Linked DNA regions of Homo sapiens: regions 2 and 3 are each linked to region 1. A link is a loop called in an ENCODE intact Hi-C map of the cell type or tissue named here. Cell type or tissue: IMR-90. All regions are shown on one strand. Region 1 has its middle 22 kb from the start of AIPL1. Region 2 holds the start of LOC124903903 (a long non-coding RNA gene). Region 3 overlaps LOC339166 (a long non-coding RNA gene).

Evidence for each region. Hi-C counts contacts between places; a loop is a spot of excess contacts. Peaks named below come from ENCODE experiments on the same cell type or tissue, not always from the same donor. Only the 100,000 strongest peaks of a DNase experiment are listed, where the experiment ranks them.
Region 2: it touches region 1 in a loop (13-fold over the local background); 26 of 110 quality-filtered maps call a loop at or near these places.
Region 3: a loop joins it to region 1, with 4 times the contacts of the local background. A loop is called at or near these places in 2 of 110 quality-filtered maps.

The regions. Positions count from the first base shown.
Region 1 is chr17:6,410,469-6,415,468 of GRCh38, reverse strand. No RefSeq gene overlaps it. Among named protein-coding and RNA genes, the nearest start is that of AIPL1, 22 kb to the left of the region's middle. In IMR-90, a CTCF peak has its summit at 2,271 (motif pointing right); no DNase peak of the experiment used is centred here; H3K27me3 peaks cover 301 bases.
Region 2 is chr17:5,703,233-5,708,232 of GRCh38, reverse strand. It overlaps LOC124903903 (a long non-coding RNA gene), which reads left to right and starts at 4,132. Exons shown (of 2, transcript XR_007065592.1): 1 at 4,132-4,216. In IMR-90, CTCF peaks have their summits at 1,185 (motif pointing right) and 2,996 (motif pointing left); a DNase peak (open chromatin) is centred at 1,242.
Region 3 is chr17:5,830,692-5,835,691 of GRCh38, reverse strand. The region is part of intron 1 of LOC339166 (a long non-coding RNA gene); the gene reads right to left. Among named protein-coding and RNA genes, the nearest start is that of WSCD1, 240 kb to the left of the region's middle. In IMR-90, no CTCF peak of the experiment used is centred here; a DNase peak (open chromatin) is centred at 2,661.

The sequences.
Region 1 (5,000 bases):
GTGCAGTGGCGCGATCTCGGCTCACCACAACCTCTGCATCCCAGGTTCAAGTGACTCTCCTGCCTTAGCCTCCTGAGTAGCTGGGATTACAGGCACCTGACACCACGCCCAGCTAATGTTTGTATTTTTAGTAGAGATGGGGTTTCACCATGTTGGTCAGGCTGGTCTCGAACTCCTGACCTTAGTTGATTCGCTCGCCTCGGCCTCCCAAAGTGCTGGGATTACGGGCGTGCACCACCGCGCCCGGCCCTTTCTTGGCATTTTCTAAATGCCTTTTCTAGTTGCCTGAGCCTGGACAGGGGTCCTAGTGCCCTCTGGCCAGGGAGCCCCAAGACCAGACTGAGACATGGGTGGGCCCTTGTCATAGTGCCCTAGGGCTTCAGTCACAGAGCCACACACTAAGAAGCTTCTTGTCTCGCAGCAATGGAGATGGGAAGTCTGAAATCAAGGTGTCGCCAGGGCTCTGAAGACCCCAGGGAAGGGTCTGCCCTGGCCTCTCTCCTGTCTTCCGGTAGCTTCAGGCCGTGGCTTGTAGATGGCCATCTTCGCCCTGTGTCTGCTTACATTGTCTTCCTTCCGTGACTGTCTTTGTGCCCAAACTCCTTCTTTTTATAAGGACACTTATATTGCATTAGCACCTGCCCCCAAATGATCTCATTTTAACTGGATTATCTCTTCAAAGACCCTGTTTCTAAATAAGATCACACTCTGAGGTTCTAGGGGTTAGGACTTCAACACATCTTTTGGGAGGAGGACACGATTCAACCCAAAATAGTCCTGGTTTGGTCCCTGTTCTTAGGGGCACTGTCTTATCCTCTATCCCTCTAACCCCTTCCCACCTTCAACTGTGGGGTCTACTAGATGGGGAGAGCCAGGGTGCATACCCATGGGGCCATCCCAGAGCCCTGTGGCGGGACCCTGGTTCCAGAAGGGAAGCCTAGAGAGCAGGTTGCCCCTGTTGGCTGGGGTGGTATTTCTTTCACGGGATTGTGCAAGACTAAGCAGCCAGCATGGTGGTGGGACATGCTGAATTTGGGGTGACTCAAATTTCTGATATAGATGTGTATTTCATAACATTTTCCTGAGCCCTGAACACCACGGGTTGGCCCTGTTCTGCCAGCCCCTCCCACACTGGGGAATGGCCCTCCCAGGGCCAGCGTCTGCAACCCCAGGGATGTCCAGCCTGGGCGACAGGATGTACCCCATCATTCCCTGTCTTTCCCCTATGTCATATCTCCACCTCCCAACACTCCCTGAAGGACTGTTGGAGTTAGAGTGACCCCCAATTAGAGTATTAATTATGTAGCCACAGTGAGCCTCTCTCTGGGTAATTGGAACAGAGGCACTGAGCTTGCCCTTGTCTCTGAGCAAGAGGAATTACTGATGGTCCTCAGAACACTGCAGCCTGGTCCCTGCTGCCACTCCTGCCCAGCCTGGAGACAGCGCACCTGGGGACTGGCCCTTCTTACTATTGGGAAACTCCTTCTTCCACCTGTGGGAGTCTGAGGGGGGCCAGGAGCCAGTGGGTGGGACTCAAGAAGGATACTCAGCCTCTGCAGATGGGGCTCATTGTCCCTGATGAATGGGAGCGGCCCAGACAGGAGAAGAGATAAGAAGTGTAAGGGCACAGCTGGGACACGGAGGCTGGGAGTTGAAGTTAGACCACAGTGGCATCTCATATTGTCCCAGCTTGCCACAGCCCTCACTTGGGAGGGGGCTATTGGCACCCGACCTGGGATTTGTCCTGCCTGGGACATGGGTTGAAGGCCAGAGCAGGCACTGAATATGGGGTGAGTCTGCGGCCAGGGTAGGGCTCAGAGAGAGCCCAGGTGGAGGCCAGTATGTACCTGTATAGGACAAGAGTCATGGGAGAAAAGGCTGCCAAGATTGAACAGGACCAGATCCAGGGGACCTTGAATGCCAGGGAGGGGCCTCTGAAAAGCTTCCACTGGCAAGGGAAATGATCAGATGAATATTCTAGAAAGATGTCTCTGTGGCAGGTGTAAGGTTGCATTGAAAGGGGGAGATCAATTTGGAGACTGCTGTAATAGTTTCGGCAAGAGAGCAGCATTGGAAGAGAAGAGGCCCATGTAAGATGCTGGTGCAGCAGAAGTCCTGTAATGTGGTGGAGGAAGTTTGGGAATGGCAGCCACTTACAGTTGTGCAGGTTGTGCATTGAACAATTCCAGCACTGTCTCCACCCCCTACTCCTCAATTTCATTGTCATCTATCTTAGATATGTGTAGTTACTACAAGTTCCCAATAGATGGCAGGAAAGTGTTTTGAGGAAGGGGGTAGCTTTTTCTAATTTGCAGTCCCCATATTGGCTAGTGGTGAGGCTGTGTTTGAGCTAAGCTGATCTGTGAAATGTTAGTTTCTGATGGCAGGGCCTGAGGATGTCCAGATCTGACACTGGACAGTATCAGCTGGCCAGAGCCCAAACTAGGAGCAATGACCACCCCAACTGATGCCTGGAACCCTGGGCTTTTCTCTGTACCCAGCAGAATCTCATCCGTGAAGGGCATGGCATTGAGGAGGGATGGCCAGGACTGGGATTGGGTGGTTAAGATAGGATGAGGGGTGGTGGTCTCTGGGTTGGTCACCCTACTGGCTGGCCTCCAGCATGGCTGTTAGGCTCTTGAAGGACCCCTTTCCCAGGAAGTTCTGGGGGATTTCCGTCCACTGTGCCCCAGATCTGTGTCTGTCTTCTTGGATTCTGTCCTGAGGGTAGGGTGAGTCTTAATTTCCAGCTGGAGTACAGGTGTCCTGCTCCTCCTTCTTGGGACCCGGTTCAAGACTCCCATGTAGCCCCTTCCTCTTTGATAATTAATATGTTAGCCAGCAAAGAGTTTGGTCAAGCTGCCGTACTGTGCTGGTTGTCTCCCGTTGGTCTCTTCAATCCACTCTCCACCCTCCTTCCTGCACCCTGCTCTGGAAGATGATCCTGTGGGTGATACGCCGATGGCTCCCTCTGGCTTCCAGTGGGTTCTTCCCATTGGAAGCCCCTGTAGGAGATTGGGGGCTGGAGGAGAGTGGGGTCAGGGCTTTTGTTCCCCCAGCTTTCTTCCTTGTGTAGGTGGGGGTCTTCTGTCCTGACTGTTTAATACGCTGATCTGTCAGGCAGCCCTCTGCACCCGCTCTCCCTGCACTAGTTCATTCTTTTCTTTTCTCTTTCTTTCTTTCTCTTTCTTTCTTTCTCTTTTCTTTCTTCTCTCTCTCTTTCTTCTCTCTCTTTCTTCTCTCTCTCTTTCTTCTCTCTCCTTCCTTCTTTCTCTCTCCCTTCCCTTCCTTCCTCTCTCTTTCTTTCCTTCCTTCCTTCCTTCCTTCTTCTTTCTTTCTTTCTTTCTTTCTTTCTTTCTTTCTTTCTTTCTTTCTTTCTTTCTTTCTTTCTTTCTTTCTTTCTTGTCTTTCTCTCTATGGAGTTTCACTCTTGTTGCCGAGTCTGGAGTGCAATGGCATGATCTCGGCTCACTGCAACCTCTGCCTCCTCAGTTCAAGGGATTCTCCTGCCTCAACTTCCCGAGTAGCTGGGATTACAGGCATGCACCACTACACCCGGCTAATTTTGTGTTTTTAGTAGAGATGGGGTTTTATCATATTACTCAGGCTGGTCTTGAACTCCTGAGGCCTCAGGTGATCTGCCCGCCTTGGGTTCCCAAAGTGCTAGGATTACAGTCGTGAGCCATTGCGCCCGGCCTGCGCTGGTTTCTTATTGCTACTATAACAAATCTACAAACCCACATTTATTATCTTACAGTTCTGGAGTTCAGAAATCTGAAATGGGTCACATGGGACTGGAATCAATGATTGGTTGACTTTAGTCCTGTTGGTAGGATTGCATTCCTTCTGGAGGCTCTAGCGGGGAATTCGTTCCTTGCCTTTCCCAGCTTCTAGAGGCTCCTGCATGTCTTGGCTCATGGCCACATCACTCCAGCCTGTTTCTGTTGTCACATGTCCTTCTCTGACTCTTCTGCCTCCTTTTTTTCTTTTTTTGAGATGGAGTTTTGCTCTTGTCATCCAGGCTGGGGTGCAGTGGTGCAATCTCAGCTCACTGCCATCTCTGCCTCCTGGGTTCAAGCGATTATCCTGCCTCAGCCTCCCAAGTAGCTGGGATTACAGGCACCCACCACCATGCCCAGCTAATTTTTGTATTTTTAGTAGAGATGGGGTTTCACCATGTTGGCCAGGCTGGTCTCGAACTCCTGACCTCAGGTGATCGGCCCGCCCCTGCCTCCCAAAGTGTTGGGATTACAGGCATGAGCTACCACGCTCGGCCTTCTGCCTCCGTCTTATAAGGAGCCTTGTGGTTACACTGGGCCCACCCAGATAATCCAGGATGATCTCCCCATTTTAAGACTTTTGGCTGGGCGCGATGGCTCACGCCTATAATCCCAGTACTTTGGGAGGCGGAGGTGGGCGGATCACGAGGTCAGGAGATCAAGACCATCCTGGCTAGTGCAGTGAAACCCCGTGTCTACTAAAAATACATAAAATTAGCTGGGCGTGGTGGCGGGCGCCTGTAGTCCCAGCTACTTGGGAGGCTGAGGCAGGAGAATGGTGTGAACCCAGGAGGTGGAGCTTGCAGTGAGCCGAGATGGCACTACTGCACTCCAGCCTGGGTGTCAGAGCGAGACCCCATCTCAAAAAAAAAAAAAAAAGACTTTTCACTTGGTCACGCCTGCAGAGTCCCTTTGCAATGGAAGGTGACTCATTCGCAGGTGCTGAGGATTACGAGGTAGATATCTTTGGTGGGGGGATCATTCTGCTGACCACACTTTATTCTGGGGTTCCCCTCATTCCTAGGGGTGGTCACGGCTCCTGGCTGTTCCCAGGCCTGGGGCGCCACAGGCACCATTCCTTACTGTTTCCCTATATCCTGCCTGCTCTGTCCTTTGAAGAGTTCCCTTTAACAATTTTCCTCAAATTGCCCAAATTGAGGATACCATTGGATTCTTGCTCTTTGAATTCCTGCCAGAACTCAGTGGATACACCTGCCCAGG
Region 2 (5,000 bases), 710 kb after region 1:
TGGGGCCAGGGAGCATTTTCCTGGGAGGAAGAGAAGGAAAGTGGATATTTGCTGAACGGATATTTCTAAAAGTCCTAAAAATCATCTAAGTGAGATAGATAGATGGATGTATAAATACTTGAGATGTCACTCTTTGCACATATATATTGGACATATGGAAAGTCTCTAAGGAAGCGCACACAAGGAGTAATAATAGGTTGTATCTAGAGAGAAGAAGTGGGAGACAGGTAGGAAGGGAAGCTTATCTTTCATCATCTTTTTGTGAGATTTGATTTCTGGTATAATTTGCATATATCATGTTTTGCAAAAGAAAATCAAACACCACCTTTTCATCCACAAGGCATTTCCATATTGATTCTCTTCTTTGACACTCACACTGGAGTGAGGCATAAGGCAGGCAGAAGAGGGAGCTGACCCCACTTTGTGGATGAGAAGAAAACCAAGATCCAGCCAGGGAAGCCAACTTGCCATAGACCGGACAGCTAAAACAGGGCCAGGCCAGGGCTTGGACCCAGATCTGTCTTACACTGCAGACCCAAAGCGTCGCACAGCACCATGCGTCTTGCTGCATGGGCCACTGACCAGGGCAGGGTCCCCCTGTGGACCGCCATAGGGGTAAAACCCCTCAGGCCCAATGCACACCACAAGGGAGAGACTAAATGTGGACAGCCCTCAGAGATTGCTTTGTCCAACCAGGTCCTTTTTTTTTTTTTTTTTTTTTGAGACAGGGTCTCACTCTGTTGCCCAGGCTGGAGTACAGTAGCACGATCTCAGCTCACTGCAACCTCTGCCTCCTGGATTGAAGCAATCCTCCTGCCTCAGCTTCCCTAGTAGCTGGAACCACAGGTGCCCACCACCAAGCCTTGCTAATTTTTGTATTTTTTAGTAGAGACAAGGTTTCACCATGTTGGCCAGGCTGGTCTCGAACTCCTGACCTCAGGTGATCTGCCCGTCTCGGCCTCCCAAAGTGCTGGGATTACAGACAACCAGATCATTTTACAGATAGGCAAAGAAAGGCCAGAATCACAAAGCATGGCCCTTCCTCTCCCTGAATGTCCATCTCCCCATTGGCTCAGATAAGACCTTAACATCCACCTGAGAGGGTTGATGGAAGGAAAGCATTTTGCAGCCCAGGGAGTGTGAAGCATGATTTCAGGAACTGGCTTGCCCCACATTCATTCCCCACAGGACCGCCAGGAGGCAGCACCTTCTCCCTTTCTCTGGCTCAGGAATATGTAAACTGACCAACGCTAGAGCAGCTGGGTTCTCATGAGAGCCAAAGCACTGCTTTCAAGAAAAGCCAAAGGGCTTTGAGCCACTCATGCCTCAGAGAGCAGGTTGTTCTGCAATCGTGCATGTTAGTTTTGTAAGCAAATATGTCAGAGAATTGTTCTGCAGCGGATTTCATGCCTGAACCGGGATTGGGTTTATGTGGCCTCCTTTGCAGCTCAACACATAAATCGCTCCCTTACAAAAGCTCTGTCCCTGCGGGAAGGGCCTAGGTGGCTGCAGCACTAAAAACCTCCTCCTCCCTCTCCCACCCCAGATGGGTTTTCCTTGTGAGTCTCCTTCCCCACGGTGTCCCAGGAGGACAGCATCCTCTCTTGTCTGAGTGCCCTCCTCTCCCTTTGTCATCATCAGGCCCCACACCTGCTCAGAAGGCAGCAAAGAAGCAGGTAGGAGGAAACAAACCAAGGCACCAGATGCTGGTAAAGTAAGTGGGGCCCGTGGAGTCCCACTTAAGCCATTTTCAACTTTGCATCAAATGGAAATTTCTGCAAGCCGCACTGAAAGCTCCTACAATGACTAATGTCGCCAAGCAAGCTCTAGGAACGAATAGATGCTAATTATTTTGTGGAAGCCGAGACAAGTAGAGAATTTAAACAGAGGGCCTCACTAAGCAGATGGTGGGAAGTCTGAAGGCCCAGAAAGGCAGGCCTGCCCTGAGCACCGCCGCGCAATTGCTTAGCTCAGGGACCAGCTTGAAGTCCCTAGGTCGGCCAAGGTACCCCTCTGCCCAGCTCCCCATATGGCCTCCCAGCACTGGGCCCCCACTGGCTTTGCAGCTGGCCAAAGCTGGGCTTCTGGAGCTTCCTTCATAATGCAGGAAGGCCGGGAGGCTGGCATGAAGGTGAGCAACACCCAGGAGCTCATCAGGGAACCCCATCATTGACATCCCAGGGCTTTGGGAATAAGGTGTTTAATGCCACTTTTAAGCCTACCCCCTGCCCCCAGGAAGAAGAGGCACAGAAGAAGAGGTGTGTTTTCTTTTCCAAGATACACTGAAAAGGGCTTAAAACCAGAGAAGCAATGGGCTCAGCATCCCACCTTCCTCAGCCCAAACTGACCACAGGAATCCTGGCCGGGGCCTAGGTTCTCCCTCCCAGAAGTGATCCTCCCAGGCTAGGAGGTTGGAATCTGGCCATTTTCCACCCTAGCCCGCTGAACAACTGAACATGGCTAGCTTGTTCCTCTGTGGCCTCAGCCCAGGCCATTGTCTTCCTGGAATGCTCACCCTTAACCCTCTAATCACCTCCTACTGGACCTTCAGTATTCCCGGGTCACCTCCTCCCGACCCTCTCCTTGAGCCCCTCCCCTCCTGGCTGGGATCACCCAGTCCCCTGTGCTTGGCCTGCACTGCACTCGCTGCCCTGAAGTGTAAAGTGACTTTGAGTCCCTGGAGGACAGGGCCTGGCCTGGGGTCAGCATTCGGGAAACTACCTCCCTGGAGGTGAGCTGGCACCTGGAGAGCAAGGTCAGAGCCAGCCTCCCTCCAGATGGGAGCTAGCACGACCCCACACCCCACAGAGATAGTGGCAGCTCATTAAGAAGACGCAGGAGGTGGCAGGGAGCGGGGATGCTCTCAACTTCCCACTCCCTTTCATCTACTCAAGAGGCTTCGTCCCAAAGCAGTTGCAGAAGCCACAGAGAAGAGTGCTGCAGGGGCAAAGGAATTGCAAAAATCCCCAAGAACATGGAACCCACCCATCCTGCCCCCTGCAGGAGAGTTGGGGAAGGATAGCCAAAGGCAGAGCCAGACCAGGGCCACGTCCCCTGATTTCTAGTGCCAGGCCCTCTTGCCCACTCACAGACAAACTGACAATATTAATGGCAGAGGCACTCACATTAGGGCTCACTGTGTGCTTTACACGGGTTAACTCATTTAATCCTCTCATGTATATGGGAGTATATATATGCAGAATGTCACGACTGTTACAAAGACAGGTTGAGGCCAGATGGACCACCCCCCTGCCATCCCATATTCATATTTGTAACCCAAATGATACATATGAGGTCACAGCATCAATCCTCTCAATGCCTCAAGAGGCTAGAAACTATCACCATGAGTTGGTTATAAATAAGGAAACTGCGGCACAGAAGGGTTAGCTCATTTATCCAGGGTCACACAGCTCATAAGTTGCAGAGCTGGGATTTGAACTGTGGCTGCAGAGCCCACATGACTAAACAGGCATTCTTCCATCCACACCCTGACATGGAACAATGCCAGTGTACTCAGCTGATGCTTTGGGAGTCCTTACCCAACAGGACCTTCCTCGATCCAGAAGAGGATGCCCAAGAGTGGAGGTCAACTTTCTGGGGAAAGGACTAACTCCGATGTGTTTTCTGAATAGCACCCACTCGGTCATCTCTGTGGAGTATATATATTGACATATATCTCATATATATGTTAGACAGACAGACAGATAGATCAGCCATATCCATTATTTCTCATCACTAATCTATTGCCTGGTTCATTTCAAATGATTAAAGCATCCTGGGTTTTCCCTGCAAGTTGTGATACCTGGTGCAGAGAAAGCCCAGTGGACACTTCAAGGAAGAAGACCTGAATTCTGGTACTAACTCTGCTTATCTCATTAGCTGTGTGACCCTGGACAACATGGTGAACCTCTCTGAGCCAGTGCCTGATTACTCAGCAGTGTACGGAGATGTAATACCTTCCCTCCTATAGCACCATGCTAGGCACCAAAAACTGGGAGATGAGCAGAGCGTAGGCCCCATGCTGCTCCAAGGCTAGCAGCCAAGGGAGACAAGGACAAAAGCCATCACAGTGTCTGGCCAAAGTGAGGACACAAAGACAGGAGTGCTCAGACTGCATCAGAGGGGACAAGGAAAAGACATCATGAAGCTGGAGAACCCTGAATGGAGACTTGGAAGACAAGTTGGAGGTCTCCAGAGTGGAAGGGCTTGCAGGCAGGTAGGGCAGCCTAAGCAAGGCAGGCATGAGGCAGATGTGCATGGAGAAGGGGGAGTGGTTCTTAGGGGAGCTCTGGATATGAGGGGGTGGGATGGAGGACGGCAAGTGAGACGAGGGCTGCAAAGCCACTTTGTAACATGAGAGCTGGAAAGGCCCTTGGAGGACATCCACCCACAGGCTGCAAACTCACATACCTCCAGGGCTTAGGCAAGTGATAGCAATAAGTGAACTGGGCCAGGTGTGAGACAGTAGGAAGGGGTGGGGTGCATGGCAATTAGAAGGTAGGACCTGCCTAAAGGTACCCAATTTTTGACCTTCGTGAAACATGTCTGCAAGATGAATTTGAGCTTATAAACTCCTGCTCCATTCTGATCTTTTCACTATGCAGAATGCCATGACTGTTACAAAGACAGGTTGAGGCAGCTGAACCATCCCCCTACTATCCCATATTCATATTTGTAACCCAAATGACACATATGAAGTCACAGCATCAAGCCCCAAGACTGTTTCCCCTAGTTCCCTCCCTCTGTCTTCCTCTCTCAGTCTCAATTTCCACTGGGATCCTGGTCTCCAGCACAACACCCTGTTCTTCCCACACTTTCTGCTGTTGCCACTGAGCCAAGTCTGCTGCCCACTTCTCCACTGCCCCAGGCGCAGATCCCCCGGGATGCTCCCCTGTTCTTGCTCCATAATCGCCACTGCAGAGTGGCTGCAGACACGCTCCCTCACCACTAACTTCATACACCTAGATGGGCTCCCCAAGGGTTGCTTGGGCCCTTGGGAG
Region 3 (5,000 bases), 580 kb after region 1:
TTAAGGCTCTTGAGGCTGAAATAAATTGAAAAAGCTTTAGCAGAAGTCAAATGTGAGCATCAACCTGGGAAGACACACCAACGAATTTAGGTGTGTTCCAAAGTCTGTTACAAGTTGGAATGCCATTATAAGAACGTTTAGGAGAAGGGAGGGGGTCTTCTCATATCAGAGTTGCTCTTTTTTATTGGTGGGTTCAATTCAGAGGTTACAATCATCGGCTACAGTTTACAGCATACTGGCCAAAATGTCCTACAGCAAGACAATCAGCAAAACTTCATGCATCAGAAACAAATCAGTGTCCGTTTCAGTGTTAATAGGTTACATATTAATCAGTACATCAAAAATTTGAGGAACTCACAATAAGATTTGAGGGACTCACAATAAGATTTGTTACTCAGAGGGGCCAGGCGCGGTGGCTCACGCCTGTAATCCCAGCACTCTGGGAGGCCGAGGCGGGTGGATCATGAGGTCAGGAGATCGAGACCATCCTGGCTAACAAGGTGAAACCCCGTCTCTACTGAAAATACAAAAACTTAGCCGGGCGTGGTGGCGGGCACCTGTAGTCCCAGCTACTCAGGAGGCTGAGGCAGGAGAATGGCGTGAACCTGGGAGATGGAGCTTGCAGTGAGCCGAGATCGCGCCACTGCACTCCAGCCTGGGCGACAGAGCAGGACTCTGTCTCGAAAAAAAAAAAAAAGATTTGTTACTCAGAGACAGGATGTAAGCCATGAATCATAAGACCTTTCCCAGGTGGTTAATTTGGAAGCCTGCCAAAGGTGACCTGTAAGTTATCATTTCCCCTTTTTGATCAAAAATCTTCATGTGGAAGCACTGATGATAAATCTCCACTTAGGTTAGAGTGATAGACATTCTTTATCCCTAGGCACTGAGAAGGCTCATTCCCAGGAAGTCTCATCTCTCAATGCAAAGAAAGAACCTTGTTATTGCAGGCAGGTTGTTAGCAACATGGGGCAGAACATGACACAAGGCTATGTGCTGTTTTCCTGAATAATGAATCACATACAGTTGCTGGGTGATATTATTTTGGCCTTAGCTGTTGAGGAATAGTTTCCATATTCTGGAGAATTTGGGTAAAGAGAAAATAAGTGTCTTAATTTTGTTCACAAAAGCATACTTTACCCAATTGTTGTAAGGTGGCTCAAAAGAAGGAAAACTTTTTGACGTTGGAAAACAGAATATAAAAAGAATTAGCAATTTTTTTAAAAGTCATAAAAATCATTTTAGTCCTCTATGAGTGCAGTCCCGTGTAATTCTTGTTTTGTTTGATGTTGGGTTAGTGATCTTGATGTACAACTTTTTATGGAAGTTTTTATTTAGTCTATTATTCTTAAAGTTATCGGAAATCTGTATTCAAAAGGACTTGTTAGAGTCTCTTCCATGGAAAGCAGTTTTGGAGTATAGCTGATTGCAAATGTTTCTAGAGAAGATTTCAAAACAATAGCTCTGGCCTGTAATCCCAGCACTTTGGGAGGCCGAGGCGGGTGGATCACTTGAGCTCAGGAGTTCGTGACCTGCCTGGGCAACGTGGCAAAATCCTGTGTCTACTAAAAATACAAAAAATTAGCCAGGCGAGGTGGTGCACGCCTATAATCCTAGCTACTCGGGAGGCTGAAACAGGAGAATCGCATAAACCTGGCAGATGGAGGTTGCTGAGAGCTGAGACTGCACCACTGCACTCCACCCTGGGTGACAGGGTGAGACTCTGTCTCAATTTAAAGAAAAAAAAAAGCTATGATCACAAAAACTTTGAATAGCCATAGGTTAAATCTGATGAAAATTCCCAATTGACAAAGAAATTTAGTTATTTCCATTGCATGTAGCATTTTAAGATAACAACCACAACTATGACTGACAGTGTCATATCAGGACCATTAGACTTTTATAAATTTTATGTAATCTTTAGAATACTCATATTAATAACATAGCCATATAATTTTAGAAAAAATTAACATAATCAAAATTATGACTGATAACATATTGGGTTTTTATAATTTACATACTTTTTGGAACATTTATATCAACAACATACCCATAGATGTAACTGAAGGAAGATTAGTATCATTTATTGTCATTGTTTTCCATATAATTCACCAAATACATATATTAGATCAAAAACTGCAATTAAAACTGCAATTACTTTTGCACCAACCTAATATTTAATCCAAAAAGACTTAATTTAGGATTTTCACCCTTGGAAAATACGTCAAATATGTCAGAAGTTTCAAAACATTGGAACAAAACAAAATTACAGGTCATTGTCTTTGTAAAATAATAGTTATTTATTTAACCAGTGTGACAATCAAAAGACCTCAGGGGCCATACAGAAAGTTACATGAATATAAAACCCTTAACCCATTTACAGCTCAGTTTTCCTAAGTAATCAAGAAACCTAATAAAGGCAACACAGGAATTATCTTGACAAAATGTAAAATCTTTGGTTTTTCAGTCAGCTACCAAAAAGGTAAAGAATAACCTCCTGTGGTGTGATTGCTTCTCCTTATGAGAAGCCAATTTAGATAACCTGGAAGCCAAGCCTGATGAAAAGGATATTTAAATTTAAACAGACGCAGACACAGGAAGTGTTTCCAGGGTGATGAGTGAACACTGCATCACAGAGGAATGTAAACAAGAAAACCATTACCTTGATCAGGGGAATACATGGTTCTTTGTATGGGAAGTCTCCAAATTACATTGACCAATTCAGACACATCAAGAAAAGCCAAGAGAATGGAATCAAGTTACACTGGAGGAAAACATTGCTTTTCTAGAACTTCAAGATAAACATTTCAGCAGCAGGCCACAACATCAGAATTAGAACTAGAGAAAAAAGTTATAGGAATGGATGAAAAGGTGGAAAGAGTTATCACCCCAGCCAAGCAAAAAGATATATCTTTTCAAGAGGAGGAAAAACAGAAAGCAATGATACATGACCTGCAAATTACATGTAGCCGAGCACAGCAAAAGTTGAACTTGCAAAATATAAATCTCAGAAGTTTCAAAAAGAAAAAGATAACAGAATTAAAAATCAAAACCTCTTACAATGTCATTAAGAGCGAATCAATACTTTAAGAAAACCTTGTTCCAACATAGGGGACCAATCTTTAGAAAGACTTATAAATAATTTCCTTTTAATTATAGCCAACTTAAACACACACAAAATTTCTTTCTTAAATTCTCTTTTCATGAACCTGATACAGACCATTTATGACATGCTTACTTTATCCTACACTTCCTTTTTCTTAAATACCAAGTCATTTTACTTTAGGACAAAAAATTATTATTCAAGATTTTTTCTCACACAAAATTATTTTTTCTTTAACCTTACTTAATAAAAATATATATTTATGTCCACAACTTTCTTCACATCTCTCTCTCTCTGTCTTACTTAATGGTTCCTTTCTATCTTCTTATATCTTTCCCCTAAATCTACATTTTGAATCAACTTTTAAATAACCTCCAAATTCGACAAAATTATTTTTTCTCAGTAAAGAAAACATGTTATCCCTTTTTATGTTTTTTTCTCTTAAAAACACATCTTGTTTTTTAGGTACACTTTATATACAGAATTATACATATTATTTAGAATTTTTATTCTTAGCAACCTTACATTTTGGTGAAAACCTAGGAGGCAAGAAATCTTGAATCATCTGTCACATATCAGTAGTTTATAGATGAAAACCATTTGATAATTTTTAGAAACATGTTTCCTTCTAACATAATTTTTTCTTAATTGGAAATAACTCGGACGTTTAATAAGTAGTTATTATTTAACACAATTTTAATATTTCAAAGTACATGAAAATTGTATGTATAAGCACTTTATCCCATTTACATTTAATTTATTTATTTTAAGTTTACCCAGATTATGAGAAATGAGATATTTGACAAACCTAGGCATTATTTCAACTTATTTCTATGTTAATCATTTTCACAGCTTATGAAGATATTTCTATTTTACCAATAACTTTAAAGCTATCTTATTTATTAAAGATTTACTTAAGTCACATGAACTTGGGGAATATTGGGGCTAATTTATGAGTGAAAAGACAAGTGGATCCAAATTATATCTCTGACAAAATTGAGACCTGTTTACATGAATAAACTTTGTTTGCCCCAATAGATAATATAGTGAAGACTCTGAACTAAAATTTTGGAAATAGCAGTTTCCATGGCAGTTTTATATTTTTAAGAATCTCTTTCACTTCTTTTTTTTTTCCTTTGGTTTCAGATGAATTTAGGGTTACATTTTTAATGTTTAGCCATTATCTAGAACTGGCTGAATTCTATAAGAAAAACAAAACCTCCAAGCAACCTTGAATTAGTAATACCAGTAGCAGTGAGTTTTATCTCAAAACCAGTAGAAAACTCAGCAGATTCATAGTAGGTAGCAGAAAAAAATAGAGAAATAAAGAACTTAGAAGATTCTACATACTAACGTTAGAGTTGCAGGGTTTTGGAATAACGACTATTTGAGTTCTGAATTTTCCTTGAAGTAACTTGCCCATCAATTTACAAATGTGCACAAGAATGGGCCATAATATGTAGCCAGCTGGAGGCCTAGAAAACCTGGCATTGCCTCAACGGTTGAGAATCCCAGAGTGTTTCTCATTAACAAAGTTTAGGGATAAAAAAATTGTTTAAAAAAAATCTGTATTTTTTAATCTCAGCAGTTTTATTCTCATTCTGCAGTTGTTTCATTTGCTTCTTTTGTTTCGAATTTAAATATATTTCCCCCTTTTGAGAGAAGAAAATGTGAGCATTGTGAAATTCCAAAAATCTCTGCCTAAGAGATGTATAAAGCCAAGGGAACAAGCAGAAAGGAGTGAGTTCAGATCAGAGGGGCAGAAGAAGGGGGAGCAGGTGAAGGTTACAAAGCTTTTAGGTGCTATTGGAAGTAAGTCACCCATTCAATTTGTTTGGTTCTAAAGCCAGCTTTTTCCAATTTTGTGTTTAAATAAATCATTTTAGACATTTCAAAC